Regions from separate parts of the Homo sapiens genome. Here region 2 is linked to region 1. The links are chromatin loops, found by intact Hi-C in ENCODE. Cell type or tissue: endothelial cell of umbilical vein. All regions are shown on one strand.

The links. Peaks named below come from ENCODE experiments on the same cell type or tissue, not always from the same donor. Only the 100,000 strongest peaks of a DNase experiment are listed, where the experiment ranks them.
Region 2: it touches region 1 in a loop (6-fold over the local background); 6 of 110 quality-filtered maps call a loop at or near these places.

Annotation. Positions count from the first base shown.
Region 1 is chr12:124,741,869-124,749,868 of GRCh38, reverse strand. It overlaps LOC124903045 (a long non-coding RNA gene), which reads right to left and starts at 7,565. Exons shown (of 2, transcript XR_007063509.1): 1 at 7,481-7,565; 2 at 6,682-7,161. RefSeq lists enhancers at 1-313, 4,888-4,937. In endothelial cell of umbilical vein, no CTCF peak of the experiment used is centred here; DNase peaks (open chromatin) are centred at 3,778 and 7,608; H3K27ac peaks cover 1,292 bases.
Region 2 is chr12:124,648,985-124,656,984 of GRCh38, reverse strand. No RefSeq gene overlaps it. Among named protein-coding and RNA genes, the nearest start is that of NCOR2, 85 kb to the right of the region's middle. RefSeq lists enhancers at 4,217-4,730, 4,731-5,244. In endothelial cell of umbilical vein, no CTCF peak of the experiment used is centred here; DNase peaks (open chromatin) are centred at 1,074, 1,584 and 4,984; H3K27ac peaks cover 4,630 bases.

The DNA.
Region 1 (8,000 bases):
AAGAATACTAGTGCAGGGACAATTACATGAGAAAATAGGTCGCTATCTAGCCCAGTGCCGGGTGCAAGTAGCAAGTACTCAACATAATGCCAACATTTTCCAGTAAAGTGGAGCTTTCCTGTTCTTGAAGACTCAGTAATTTTTCTCTTTGGTGTGCGCCAAGGCAGAATTCTTGAACGTGCGTCCCAGGCGACATGACTAAGAATGTGTGCAGCAGCAGCATCTTCAAGCCTCAAAAGGAAACCCAGGCAGGCGCGGTGGCTCACGCCTGTGATCCCAGCATTTCAGGAGGCTTAGGTGGGAGGATCACTTGAGCTTAGGAGTACAACATCACCCTGGGCAACATGTCGAGACCCCATCTATACAAAAATTACACAAGTTAGCTGGGCATGGTGGTGTGTGCCTGTGGTCTCAGCTACACAGGAGCCTGAGGCAACAGGATCACCTGAGCCCAGGAGGCAGAGGCTGCAGTGAGCTGAGATCATACCACTGCTCTCCAGCCTGGGTGATGGGAGTGAAATCCTGTCCAAAAAAAAAAAAAAAAAAAAAAAGGGCCGGGAGCAGTGGTGCACACCTGCAATCCCAGCACTTAGAAGAGGCTGAGGTGGGTGGATCACCTGAGGTCAGGAGTTTGAGACCAGCCTGACTAACATGGTGAAACCCCCATCTCTACTAAAAAAAAAAAAAAAAAAAAAAAATTTAGTTGAGCGTGGTGGTGCATGCCTGTAATCCCAGCTACTTGGGGGCTGAGGCGGGAGAATCGCTTGAATCTGGGAGGCCGAGGTTGCAGTGAGCTGAGATCACACCATTGCACCCCAACCTGGGCAACAAGAGTGAAACACCATCTCAAAAAAAAAAAGCACAAACGAAACCCTGTTCCATGCGCAGTCACCCCCTGTTCCTTTCTCCCCCGGCCCCTGGCAAACACCAACCTACTGTACAGCTCTACGGGTCCGCCTGGTCTGGGCTTTCCATAGAAATGGGACCGGACACTGTGTGGCCTTCGGTGTCTGGCGTCTTTCACTCTGCATCATGTTTCGAGGTTTGTCCACTTTGTAGCGTGTCAGTGCTGAATCTGTTTTGTGGCTGGTCATATTCCATTGCATGGACAGACCATGTGTGGTTTATGGAGTCGTCAGCGGGTGGACTTTCGGGCTGTTTTCACTTCTTGGCTCCTGTGAATAACGCTGCTATGCACATTTGTGTACAAGTTCTTGCGCGGACGTGCGTCTTCGCGTCTCTTGGGACTACGGACATTGGAGGCCAGTGCACCCCTCGTGATGGGGCCCGTCCTGTGGGTTGTGGGACGTTTCGCAGCATACCTGGAGCCACAGCACCCTCTCCACCAGTTGTGACAGCCAAAAATGTCTCCAGACACTACCAAAGTGCCCGGAGTCAATCTCACTTCAGGTAAAATCAAGACTCATCTGTGGAGAGTTAAAAAACAAAACCTAAAACCTAGTCACAGAAGACCACATACACCATGACCCTTGTGTTAGGAGGTTTAAAAACAACTATGACTCGATAATCAATTCTTTTTTTTTTTGTTTGAAAGTCTCACTCTGTCACCCAGGCTGGAGTGCAGTGGCGTCATCTCGGCTCACTGCAATCTCTGCCTCCCGGGTTCAAGCAATTCTCCTGCCTCAACCTCCTGAGTAGCTGGGATTACAGGCGTGCATCACCACACCCAGCTAATTTTTGTATTTTTAGTAGAGACGGGATTTCACCATGTTGGTCAGGCTGGTCTCAAACTCCTGACCTCAAGTGATCCTCCCGCCTTGGCCTCCCACAGAGTTGGGATTACAGGTGTGAGCCACCTCGCCCGGCCTGATAATACATTCTTTAGGGTGAGCTTCTCGAAGTGTGTGGTCCCAGAGCTGCAGCAGCAAAAGCTCCTGGAAACGTGTTGGCAATGCACATTCTCGGGCTCTCCTCCAGACTTGTTGAGTTGGATGCTCTGGGCTGGGCCACAGTCTCCCAAGTGACTGAGCACACTGTCGTGTGAGAAGCACCGGTTTAGGCACAAACATGCTCATGCCCAAAGCCCACAGTGAGGACAAAATACGTGTTTATTTAAATCGAGGAGTGGGGCTTACTTCTGGGGAGAGTCTGGGGGCAGATGTGTCCCTGCCTATGTTCTGTTCTTGCATTGGGGGTAGCTTCATGAGTGTCCATTATATTGTGAAACAAATTCAAAACCACAAAAAGAAATGAAGAAATAAACCCATAAAACAAAACAGGTCAGGCTTCACCAACCATGGGAGTGAGTCACAAGACAATGATTAATCCGATTTTATGCACCTGAGGTCATGAAAGAACTCATGTGGACCATTACTACCATGTGCAGGTTTATTCATCAAGAGGGGAGTGAGGGCCCCGCTGCTGTCCACAAATAAGCTGTGGCCTCTGCTGTCTGTTGCCTCCGCTTTTCTCAGACGCCTCTGCCTCTGGGAATTAGGGGTAGTTGCTAAGATCTATTGAACAGTTGCTGTGTGCCAAGTCTGTTAGCTTAAGCTCTCACGCTGGTGCCTCTGAAGTCCCCTTTTACAGATGTGGAGACTGAGTCTGGGAGGTTCAGTGATTGCCCAAGGTGTGGAGGGGCTTGGGGTTGGAGCCCCAGGTGCACATCTGTCCACACAGGCCCTTTGCGGGGCTGAAGCAGGATTACTCTGAACATCCAAGTCAAGGCCACCCCGGGATTTCATCCAACAACGAAAGCCAAGTTCAAGGTGTCTTGGTTTCTTCTGAAATTGCCCTAACCTTACCTGTTAAAGGCCTGGCTGACTTGTGCTGTTCTTTTTCTTGAAGAAGTCCCCAAAAGATGAAATCACAAAGTCCAGAGCGGTGAAGACATTGCCCAAGACCCACAGCAGAGGCAGGATTCAAACCTGGCTCCCCTCCTCCAGGAAGTCCTCCAAGCCTGCTGCAGTTCCCCAACTCCCACAGAACTCAGGGGCTTAGGGACATGTCAGCAGAGCCTGTTTGCTTTCTAACCCAACACTACGGGTCGCCAGCCCCTCATAGGCAGAGCTCAGACCTTTGACTTTTCTGTATGTTCCTCCTCTCACCTCTCTGATCCTCTCCTGTCAGGTCAGTGTGAGCTGGGCGCACATGAGGCATCCAACAGGCCCTTTGCGTGTGAGTGGGCAGTGCAGTGAGGCAGCCTGCGGCTCAGGCATGGGGCCCCCTGAGCATTTACCCTTGTCTCCCCCACTTCAAATTGTTCGGGAACAGAGACACCCAACTCTGCGAATTACACTGAAACCAGGAAGGTCCCACTCACTCCCTAAAAGAATAAATCAAATGACAGCTAACAGCGACCAAACCCTTTCTATGTGCTCTGCACTCTGCCTGGAGGAGTATGTTTAACACGCAAGAGGGCCTCTCTATCATTACTATCCTCCCCATTTTAGAGAAGGAAACAGGCACAGAGAGGCTGAGTGACTGGCTCAAGGTCACACAGCTAAAAAGAGAGGGAGCCAGGATGTGAGTCCTCCTTGGGGTGGAAAGCCTCCAGCGAGGGCTGTGGTTTTGGCTTCCCATGGGGGAGGCTGGGGAACGAGGCCAGGAGGCCCCTGAGGCTGATTCTGGGTCTCTGTCACGTGGTTTCTCTTGGGTCAGCCAGCGGGGGTGGGCAGCTCTGAATGCAGGCTCAGCCCAGGCCAAGGAATGTCGCAGCGGCTGTGGCTCAGCGGGCCAGCCAGAGCGGAGGCTGGGGGAGGGAGTGGCGTCTTGGCAGCCGTGACAAATAGAAAACAGATTGTGTTTCCCTTTGCTTCCACCCCCAGCCGGGGGAGGGGATGTGCCGGAACCCAATTACCCACTTACAATGGATGCTCTATTGTGGAACGGGAGGCAAGGTCGGGGCAGGGGGAGCAGGCCCTGCCCGGGGCGCGGTGTCCCTGGCACGGCCCCGTTGCTCGCCCGCCCTGGCTGACCTCCCTTCCTCCTGACTCTGCTGCCAGCCCCGCCGCCCCCTCTCCTAGCTCACAAAGACCCAGCGCCCTTTCCAAAACTGGGTCTTCCTTCCAGGCAGCCTTGATTCTCGCTGTGGAGCCGCAAGGACTGTGGATCCTTGTCTGAGCACTAAAGTCCAGCAAAGGTTTCTGTCATTCCTTCCTTCCTTCATTCATTCTTTCACTCATTCATTCCTCCCCCACCAGCCCCCTAATCTCTCTCCTCTCTCTATCTTGTTAATGATCTGGAAATATTTGAGCATCCAGGCAGCTTGGTTCCCATCGAGATCCACTCATTGATTCACTAAATATTTACTAAGCACCCACTATGTGCAGGCACTAAGAATCTGTTCATTTACCACTGTTTGTGGAGTACCTACTGTGCGTGAGGCCCTAGACAGACTTGCATTCACTTAGCAGGTATTTGTGGAGCATCCACAGAGATACATGTTTGTCCAGTATTTGTGGAGCGCGTACTATACGCCAGGGAGTCATTCATTCATTTACCAAGCGTTGGGGGGGGCACCTACTACGCTCTGGGTGTTGGGGTGCCACAGTGAACAGGACAGACATGGTCTCTGCCCTCAGGCATCTTATGGTCCAGTGGGCAGGGGCAGACTCTTAACAACAATTTGATGTGCTGTGCATTTATTGCACACCAACTGTGTGCAGGCTTCTTGGAGGGCAGGATTAGAGATGCACGCTGGTCAATGTGAACAGCCTGAGCATGAATCAGACCTAGATTGGGACTGGGGTGCCGACTGCATCACCAAAGAAGGAGACTGACTTCACCTCCAAGACCTCAGTTTACTCAGCTGTAAAATGGGTGGTGGTGAGACTTAGCCAAGGGGCCTGGGAAATAGGAGTTTGCTTCTGTTGGGGACAGCTGTTGCTTTTACCAACTCAGCATCTGTTCCTCCTGGTAATGGCGCCCCGGATCTCGTTGAGGAAAACAGCTTTCTTCTTTTCTCTCATCATCTGTAGTTCAGGTGGGGCTGACCCCGCCTCCCTGGCTCCTGGAGGAGCACATGACCAAGGCTTGGCCAATCAGGTCATCCCATCCTCTGACAGCAGTCATTGGTCCAAAGGAGGGTCACATGATGTAGTCGGGTATCAGTGAGATTCTTACCTTAGGACGGGAGAGCCTGCCTGAGAATAAAACCAACCCAGAGGGCCAGGCGTGGTGTCTCATGCTTGTAATCTCAGCACTTTGGGAGGCCAAGGTGGGCAGATCACCTGAGGTCAGGAGTTCGAGACCCTGTCTCTACCAAAAAATACAAGGGAGGCTGAGGCAGGAGAATTGCTTGAACCCGGAAGGCAGAGGTTGCAGTGAGCCAAGACTATGCCAATGCACTCTAGCCTGGGCAACAAAAGCGAGACTCCATCTAAAAAAACCCAAAACAACAACAACAACAACACCCAGAGGAATGGAGAGAATGAGTCCTGGTGGTGCCATTGTGAGCCCCTGGATCCAGCTGTGCCTGAAACTCACCCAACCCCTGGACTTTTCAGTAACATGAGCCGATAAACTCTCTCCGTCGCTTCAGCCACTTTGAATTGGGAATTTTGTCACTTGAAGCCAGGAGCCCTGACTGACAAATAGGCCTTTTCTCTCCCCTTATTTCATAAAACACCACGCGTGGAACAAGCAAAATTAATGCCCCTGCTTCCTAAACAGCCGATGAGCAATGGCTAATGGTAGAGGCTGGGCAATGACTCCTTTCTCTTTGGTGCATGAGGACATCCATTCTCTGGCCGGCCCCTGACCTCGCCTCACTGAGCTGGAGCAGAAATCACTTAACCTTCCAGGCCTCGGCGTTTAGAGGTTTGTGATGGATGGTGCTTGGCCTCGTGGGCAGAAATGGAAAATTCTCGGCCGTCTGATCTGTCCCTTCTTTCTGCTTTTCACGGCTGGCCCAGGCAGGAGTCAGTGGCGGGATTCGGAGATGGCAAGCGTGCTCTGTCAAGGGCCAGATAGTCAATATTCTAGGCTTTGTGCGTCATGAGGCCTCTGTTGTGCATTCTTTGTTATTTTTTGTTTTGTTTGTAAAAACTCCTTAAAAATGTAAAGAATGACCAGGTGCGGTGGCTCATGCCTGTCATCCCATTGCTTTGGGAGGCCTATGCAGGAGGATCACTTGAGGCCAGGAGTTTGAGACCATCCTGGGCAACGTAGTGAGACCCAGTGTTTAAAAAAAAATTAGCCGGGTGTGGTGGCATGCACTTGTAGACCCAGCTACTCGGGAGGCTGAGGTGGGAGGATTGCTTGAGCCCAGGAGTTCAAGGCTGCAGTGAGCTGTGATTGGGCCACTGCACTCCAGCCTGGGCAACAGAGCAAGACCCTGTCTCAAATAAATGAATAAATATATAAAAATTTTAAAAATGTAAAAATTATTCCTAGTGTGCAGGCTGCGAACTCTTCTCCTTTGCTACTGGCTGGATTTGTCTCATGGCTGCGTTGTAATGGCCCCTGGATGAGGCCATGGTTCTGGGGAATCAGTGGCCCTTTTCTCTTTCCTGACTTCTCTCCCTCCCTTTCTTCTCCCCTCTCTTTCTTTCCTTTTCTTTTCCCTCCCTCTTTCCTTTCTTTGTTCTCTCTTTCGTGGGATAAAAACCCTTGTTCTCACAAACCCAGGAAATATCCTGGAACTATTTTGGTGTCAAAACTCATCCTTAAAAGTAGCCCATCTCCTTTGCTTGCCATTTCTCCCCATGGCACGTAGTACAATTTGTAATTATAGATTTATTTCTTTAATTGTTTTGGGGGTATCTGTTTCCTTGTTCTGAAATAGAAACTCCATGAAGAAGGAAAGCTGGGGAGGGGGTGCGGGGTCTGGGTTTCCAGGCAATTTGGGGCTGATTTCAGCGAATGGGGGGTGGGACATGACTGTGGTGAACTTGACAAAGGGCAGGATGCTGGCCTTGCAGCTGTGTGGGCAGAGCTGGGCGGGGCTGGGGGCTGCTGGAGTCGCCTCTACACAGGCAGGCTCTGGCCACGACCCTGAGCCATGAACGGAGGAGGGAGTGGGCTCTCGTCCCTGGCCTCCCAGAGACCACAGCTTGCTAGGGCCAGCTGGCAGGTGTGATTCTGCTCCTAAAGCTGGATCTTTCCTCTGCCGGTGGAAATCCATCGCTCTCCGGCTGCTCGAGAACTCCTGGCTACAATTTGGCAAGATTCGGATCTGGCTTCTTTAGGATTAAGGAGCTGCCGGGAGTCACAAGCAGAGACACTCATGTGGGTTCCGAAGGTCCGCTCTCTGGGCACCCCAGGCTCGGAGTATTCTAAAATCCTGAGCCATCCACAGGTTCCCTAACAGGACCCTTCTGGCCACTCCAACAGACCCACTGCCCGCGTCGGGGAGGCCCACGTTTCAGGCACTGTAGACCAGCGGGGAGGAAGCGCCTGGTGGGTCTTGAGCTGAGGACATCTGGCCTGGGTGGGGAGTCCAGGCTCTGCAGCCCCACTGCATTTTCTGTGGGCTCCACCGCCCCTCGGGAGTCTGCAAAGGGTCCCAGCGACTCACCCATCTGGACGCCCTTCCTGCGGCTGCCTGTTCACCTTGGCTTATGCGTGGTGGCAGGTGGCGTCTGCGGGAGCTCCAGAGCACTGGGCCTGGTGGAGCTGCACCCCCAGCGGGTGCCCAGGGGTCAGACACACCGATCCACATAAGGACACTGTGCCCGGTGTTTACATCCAGGTTTCATTCCATTGGATGGGAGCCCAGACCATCAAGTTATTAAATATTTATATAACGTCACTCATGCCTGGGCCTCTGTGGAGCAGTGTGACTGAAATCACTGGTGTATTTTGAGATCCCCCCATCTCTCATTCAAATTCCTTATCAGGAAATTCCTTCTCATTCAAATTCCTTGTCAGGACTCCCCTTTTGTCAGAGTCGATACCATTATTGTCCCTATTCCACAGAGGGGAAACTGAGGCACAGGACTGTTAAGTGCCCAAGGTCACAAGGCTTGGTTGCAATTCATTCATTTATTTATTGATGTACCATTCAGTGAGGGTGCTGGGGGTCACAGGTGAACGAA
Region 2 (8,000 bases), 93 kb after region 1:
CAGTCCTGTCCTCTGCCATGGCTGTGTTCCCACCAGGCACAGAGTGACAGCTCAATGGATCTTTGTGGACTGTGTGACCTAAGGCAAGCCATCTCACCTCACAGGCCACCTCTTTTTCTCATCTGTAATTTGGGGTCTTCATTCAGCTTGGCAGACTCATGGGATCTAGTGAAATGTTGGTGGCTCTGTAAGCCTTCAGATCATGTTGAAATTACATTAAAAAGTGAGGCTCCTGGCTGGGTGCAATGGCTCACGCCTGTAATCCCAACACTCTGGGAGGCCAATGCGGGCGGATCACGAGGTCAGAAGATCGAGACCATCCTGGCCAACATGGTGAAACCCCATCTCTACAAACCATACAAAAAGTAGCTGGGCTTGGTGGTGCGTGCCTGCAATCCCAGCTACTCAGTAGGCTGAGGCAGGAGAATTGGTTGAACCAGGGGGTCAGAGGTTGCAGTGAGCCGAGATCGCGCCACTGCACTCTAGCCTGGCAAAAGGGTGAGACTCTGTCTCAAAAAAAAAAAAAAAAAAAAGTGAGGCTCCTTATTAAATTGTGGGGAGGTCTTCCACCCTCCCCACAAATCCCCTACTCCCCACATCCCTAAATCCAACCCTGCAGGAGGAATTCTCCCTGCCTCGCAGGCTTCAATCCCAGAGGGCTTCCTGAAGGTGGGGCCATTCTCCAGCCAGCTTTATCAGCCCTTGGGGCTGCAGGGTTGTTTCCCACATTTCAAAGCCTCCTCCTACTCCCCTGTTCCCTTCTCAAAGCCCTGAAACTTCCCCTCTGTAAGCCCTAGCCATCACTGCCCACCGCCCCGCCTCCCAGGCTGGGCCAAACATTTTCTTCAAGAATGCAAGTGGTCAAGGTCACGGCCTTCTCCTCTAGCATCCCCCGCCCCCTAGCCTGGGGAATTAGACTCTGGGCCACACCATCTGTCTGAAAACAATTAGCAATAAACACCAGCGCACTGGGGCTCTGGGTCATGGGGGCTGGTGGGGGATGGAGCGTGGTGGGCAGGGGATGGAGGAGGATGGAGCTGTGGGGGTTCTGAATGCAGAAGAAGGTTCCCGGCTGAATCAGCTTCCTGTCTGTGGGCCAAGAAAAATCCTCCCGGCCACCCCGGGGAGAGAGCTTCCCAGCAGCCTCTTGCAGAATGGAGAGGAGCCTCTACGCAGAATGCAACCTCACAAAGCCCCGGCCTCAGCTGGGGAGGCGGCGGGGGACCATCTGGCGGAGCGTGGAGATGTGTCCCAGCCAGACGGAGAAGCAGCCTTATTTGCGATGTATTGTGTGTTCCGTTTCTCAAAACACTCCACGCATATGCTTCAAGTGTATGGCTTGCAGCCAGCTGGGCCTGGGGTCGGGGGGAGGTGGGGAGACTTCCGAAGCCAAGGGGAAGGGTGACGGGCCTGTCCACGGAGTGCGGACCTCTCAAATGCTCCCCACAACCCAGCCCCAGCTGGCCTGGCACGACCCTGTTCCCCTCCTCCCCTGCTTGGCCTGCGCCTAGCTCTGAAGGCTTTCCAGTCTTGTTCAAATGTCACCTCCCCTTAGAAGGCAAGGCGAGTCTGATTAGCCAAACTGAGTTTATCTACATAAGGTTTGGCTCACCAAGCTGTTTTTTTCTTTTTGTTAATTTGAATAAGTTGCTAGTGAAAAAAAAAAAAGATTTTACATAAAAATCTGGATGTTCAGCTTCTTTTGAAAAATCGAAAGATCTGGCAAGTCTGGGCAGCAGGCCAGCACGGCGCCGGTCAGCCAGGCTGGAGGAGGTGGATGGGCGTCCCTGTAGCCAGGCGTGACTCTCCTGTCCCCGTATCCTGTTCATCCACTCACTGAGTCCACCATGCTGGGACCTGTTGCTGTGCCTGGGCTCTTACCGGGTTTAGATTTCCACAGGGAGACAGACACTGAACCCCTGAACCAGTGCATCCACAACACAATGTCCCATAGTGCCGAGTGTCACACAGGAAATAGCAGCGAAAGGGTGGAGGGGAAGACGAGTGGGAGAGGGTGCTGCTATTTTACATGAGAGGCCAGGGACGATGACGGGCCCCACGTGGAGGAAAGGCATTCCGGCGGGAGGGAACAGCAGGTGCAAAAGCCCCGAGGCTGGCACAGTTTGGGTGTCCGAAGAGCAGCACGGAAAAGCCGGAGGCCTGGTGTGGCGGGAGGTGGGTGAGTGAGCAGTGGCCAGGCTTCCTTCAGAGCAAGTGACCAGGACATGCCAGGGTTTGGGGTCCCCCAAGGTAGTCTGGGCCAGTGAGCCTCAGGGGATTTTCCAAGGTGGGGGCCAACTTTGAGAATTCCAGGTGGTTTGTCCTGGAATCTCAGCCACTCCTGAAACAGACTTTGAGGGTCCCAGTGGGGGGGCTTCCCCAGAGGCAGTGGCCCCTGGTGGTTAAGGGGCCACTTAGAGCCTGAGTTCCCCATATGTAAAATGGGGTAATTGAAACCCACCTCAGAGGGTTCGTGTGCTGTTAGATAGTATCTATGTGTATGTCTCTGTACAACTGTCCATGCACAAGGTTCAGACAATGCCAGGTGCATAGAAAGTGTGAAGTAACTCTTTGCTATTTTTTTTTTTTTTTTTTTTGGAGACAGATTCTCACTGTCACCCAGGCTGGAGTGCAGTGGCACGATCTTGGTTCACTGCAAGCTCTGCCTCCCGGGTTCAAGCGATTCTCCTGCCTCAGCCTCCTGAGTAGCTGGGATTACAGGTGTGCATCACCACACCCAGCTAATTTTTGTATTTTTAGTAGAGACGGGGTTTCACCATGTTGGCCAGGCTGGTCTCCAACTCCTGATCTCAGGCGATCCATCCGCCCGCCTTGGCCTCCCAAAGTGCTGGAATTACAGGCATGAGCCACTGTGCCCGGCTGCTGTTAGCCATTTTAATTTAAGGATCAAGTAAGATTGCTGTTTAAGGGAGCAGTTCCCAGACTGTTTGGCCCCTAGACCCTATGACACCCTTAGAAATTACTGAGGACTCCAAAAGGGCTTTTGTTTATGTGGGTTCTATTTATCAGTATTTACTGCATTAGAGATTAACATGATAAAATTTCAAAACATGCATTTATTTTAAAAGAACAATTTTATGCTCCTTAATATGTTGAGTAATATATTTTAAGAAAGATAACATTTTTTTCCCAAACATAAAGAAATAGTGAGAAGAGAGTGGCATCGTATGTTTCACAATTTTGCAAACCTCTTTCACGTCCAGTCCCTTAGAAGAGAGCTGGATTCCCAAATCTGCTTTTGCATCCGGTCTGGTGTGACTTGGCGTTTTGGTTGAAGGACATGAAGAAAACCCGACCTCACAGAGATGTAGGGAAGGAAAAGAAGGACCCTGTGGATCCCTCCAAGAGTCTCAGACCTCACTTTGAGAATCCCTGGTCTAGGGAGTCGTCCAGGACATGGTGTGGGAGGGGACATCTGCTTTGTCCCTACTGCTCCAAGGTGGGGACAGGGCTCCAGGAGGTGAAGCCTGGACTCCAGCTCCCGAATAAGCATCTGCCTGCAGCGACCCAGCAGGGAGGGAGACAGGCGTGTAGCAAGGAGTAAGCAGGAAGTTACAGCTCAGAACGATGTGGCCCGTGGCCCGTAATGGGGGGAGCACAGAGAGACGCCCCACCCAGCTGGGAGGCGGTAGGGGAGCTGCAGTCCCCTGCAGGTGTCCCTAGGTCCCCAGGATCATCAGGATTCCAACCCTGGCCACTCACATGGAGTCCCCGGGTGCCCCAGCCTGCGTGGCTCGGCGCTGGCCACGGGTGGTCACTGAAACTTCCCTTCAACTGCTTCAGTGGCCTCATCCCCATTTTATAGAGGAGGAAACAGGCTCCCACCTCCAAGATGGAGTCACTGGTGTGGGTGGCAGAGTCTGGGAGGGCATCCTGGCCCTGGGGCCCCACAGGTGCTCCTGCTGCCAGCATCGAGCACCTCTGGGTCTCTGGGTGACGACGGGGCAACAGACGGGAAAAACGGGTCCCTTCTCTCCCCTGCACTGCAGGCTCCTATCTGCAAAGACAGCTGCTGCCAGGTGGGGGCAGGGCTTTGCCCCTTGCTGGCTGCCCCCAGAGCCTCAGTTTCCTTATCCATAAAATGGGGGTAATGACATTCATGAACTACATGGGTTCCCTCCTAGGTAGCTCTGAGGGTGAACCGAGAACACAGCCCGTGTGGGCCTGGCACACTCTAGGCACACAACCAGCACCCGCCCCTGCCCGTGGCCACCTCCACTTGCAGAATGTCCCCAGCACTCACTCTGCTTTGCCTGCCATCTCCCCTCTGTGCTGTTCTTTATAAAAGCTCTCCCTTGCTGGCCACTTACAATCTCTCCCTCCTTTAAGCCTCTCAGCAGCTCTGCCAGGAGGGTAGCATCCTTATCCCCATTCTCCAGAAGACAAAACTGAGGTTGGGGTGTAAGTGTTTGTACAAGGCTACACAGGCGAGCAGACACATACGCTTTTCCCCACTCCACCCTTCGCAGAAACACCAGTGGGTTGCAAGGGTGTGAGGCTTGTGGACAGGCCTTTTCCCAGGAGGAATGAAAGAGAAACTCCACAACCCCATACGGGTGGGTCCACAGCTGCCTCCGTGAGCTCCAGACTAGGGTGTTCCTGGGACACAGGACTCATGGTACTAAGACTGGGATGGCCCCAGGCAAACCTGGATGGAGTTGGTCACTCCTGCCCTCGTGGCACCCCAGTCTCTCCCCCAGGTCTGGGATGGGAGAGGAAAAGGGATGGTTTGACCAGAGCTCCCAAGTCTCCCATCCTGGGAGCTGGTTTTAGCCTCTTCCCTCCCCAAAACCTGATCCCTCTGCGGGGTGGGACCAGGCAGCTGCAGCGGGGGGTGGGGGCAGGCACGGGCTGGCTCGAGCCTGCCAGGATGACCTCATGTGCCCACCCCAGGGCTCTAAGGATGTGACTTCACCAGCAGATGCGGGAGGCAGTTCAGGCCACAGGCAAACATGGGGCCAAGAGGAAGGGGACATTTCACATCTTGTCTAGACAGTCATGACCCTGGTGACCTTGGACGGGTGGGGACACCTCTGCCTCCCAGCTGGAGATCAATCTGGAGGTAGCCAGATGGGTGTCAAACCCAGGCCCAAGACCCTCTGCTGATAGCAGAAAAATGACAGAGGACACTAGTTCCCATCTGGACTTCCCTAGGATGCTAGCTTAATCTCTGGTCCTCACCAGAGAGCTCTCTGATAGGGAACTGAGGCAGTGTATCCGAAACCAGATCTGCGACTTCCTGGCTGTGTGCCCTTGCGCAAGTTGCCTAACCTCTCTGAACCTCTTTCCTCAATTTGACTCTCTGAACCTCCATTTTGATGTATAAAATAACCCATCTGTTAGACAGGGGCCTGGAAGGTCAAACAAGAGAACGAACCAAGTAACAAGAATATAAATTAACAGGCCTGGTGCATGGGCAGGGGGATGCTAGAGGAGCAGTCAAAGCATAACCTGTGCACGCAGCATGAGGATGAGTGTGGAAATGTGAGTGTAAACGTTAAGGAAGCTATTAAGTTTTAAGCAGGTCCCTTTGGACACCCGCTGGTCTGTACATGGCTATGACCTCAAAATAAGGGTGCTTTTTCCCAGTGCATTCTGGCCTCCACTTTTATGCCACCTTTGTCCCCAAGTCCCAGCTTTGGTGTCAATTCACACATTGCACCAGCCATCTCTGGCTTGGGGAACCTGGGAAACTTGGAAGTGCCTCCAGGGGAGGTTTTGGCCATAGGCAGACTCAGTCCTTTCCAGAGCTCTTTCTCAGTTTCTCCTGGACTGCAGGGACCAGCCAGCTCCTTCCTCTCAGCTCCCAGGGGCGTCAGAACTCTGACCCGTTTCCCTGTGAACACAGCTGGCCCTGCCTTTAATAGGCAGCTGCTGTGTAAGGGCTCATCCAGTGGAAAGGATGAGGCAGGTCCGCTCATGCTGGCACAGAGAGGCTGACGAAGGGGGTGGGAAAGGCAAGCAGCGGGGCTGCAGGCAGGGTATGGGGTGGGCAGAATCCTGTCCCCAAAGACATCCATGTCCTGATCCCCGAAACTTACATGGCACGAGAAACTTCACAGATGGGATTCAGTTACAGATCTTGGGATGGGGAGATGATCCTGGGCCCTAAACATAGTCATAATTGTCCTTGTAAGAGGGAGATTTGACTATAGGAGAAAGCAGAAGGCAGAAGCTGTGACCTCTGTAAGCAAGAGGTTGTAGGGATGCGAGGACGGGCTCACGAGAGCAGGAATGCAGGTGCCTCCAGAAGCCACAAAACACAAAGAAATGCTTCTCCTCCGGAAGGAACCGGTCCTGCTGATGTCTTGCTTAGCTCAACGAAATCGATCTCGGACTTCTGACCTCCAGACAATAAGAGAATATACTGGTGTTGTTTAAGCTGCTATGTTTATGATCACTTGTTACATCAGTAATAGGAAGTAATATAGTGCTTTAGCTCAGGTACGTGTTTGCGTGTAGAGAAAGGTACTGAAGGACACACTCCAGGCTGTTGGTGGCAGTTGTCTTTGGAATTCAAATTAAGAGAGGGGTCCATTTTGTGCCAAACACAACTTATTTATTGCTTGCTTTTTTTCAATAAAGAATACCTATTTCACGTATGATTAGGAAAAAAAGGTGTAACTATTGATTTTTAGGGTCCTATGCAAATTAATCCTCCCACCCCTGCCAAGTGGCTCCTAATGCCTCAGGCAGACTGGACCCTCCTTCTTTCTGACCACAGTCTGTTAGCACCCAGTGGCATGGCAAGGCCAGACTGCAAGCCTGGCTACCTGAATTCAAACCCCAGCTCTGCTGCTTCCTATGTGACTGTGGGGCCATCATTTAAACCATTTGGCTTTGATTTCCCAGATTTTTTGTTTGTTTGTTTGTTTTCATTTTTGTTTTTTTGAGATGGAGTCTCACTCTGTCACCCAGGCTGGAGTACAATGGCACGATCTTGGCTCACTGCAACCTCCAACTCCTGGGTTCAAGTGATTCTCCTGCCTCAGCTGCCTGAGTAGCTGGGACTACAGGTGCCTGCCACCATGCCCAGCTGATTTTTGTATTTTTAGTAAAGATGGGGTTTCACTGTGTTGTCCAGGCTGGTCTCAAACTCCTGACCTCATGATCCCCTCACCTCGGCCTCCCAAAGTGCTGGGATTACAAGCATGAGCCACCGCTCCCAGCCTTGATTTCCCTGATTGTAAAATAGGGGTCTCATAGGGGACTGGGCATGGTGGCTCATGCCTGTAATCCCAGAGCTTTGGGAGGCCAAGGTGGGTCGATTGCTTTAGCCTAGGAGTTTGAGACCAGCTTGGGCAACATGGTGAAACCCCGTTTCTACAAAAAAATACAAAAATTAGCCAGATGTGGGGCATGCACCTGTAGTCCCAGCTACTTGGGAGGCTGAGGTGAGAGAATCACCTAAGCCCAGGAGGTTGAGGCTTCATTGAGCTGTGATTGTACTGCAGCACTCCAGCCTGGGTGACAGAGTGAGACCTTGTCTCAAAAACTATATATAGGGGCCTTATAGGGTCTGTGTCACGGGTCCCCCAGGCCACCCTCAGGTTCAGGGACTTGCTGGAAGGACTCACAGAACTCAGAAAGCTGTCATACTTGTAGCTATGGTTTATTACAGCAAAAGGACACAGACAGGAATCAGCACAGGGAAAAGGTGTGCAGGGCAGAGGCTAGGAGAAGCCAGGCACAAGCTCCCAGCTATCTTCTCCCAGCAGAGTTGCATGAACAGCACTTATCTCTTCCAGAAACTGTGTGATGACACACACAAAGAATTGCCAACCAGAGAAGCTCGCCTGAGCCTCAGTGTCCAGGGTTTTTATTGGGGGTCAGGCACATAGGCATGGAGCGTCCACGTAGCTGACCTCAGTTACTCACTCTCCAGCCCCTACAGTGGTCAAATATTCTGTGTGGCTCAGGGCACCAGGCAAATGAAAACAGGCATTCAATATAGTCAGGTTGTTAGCATCAACCACGTG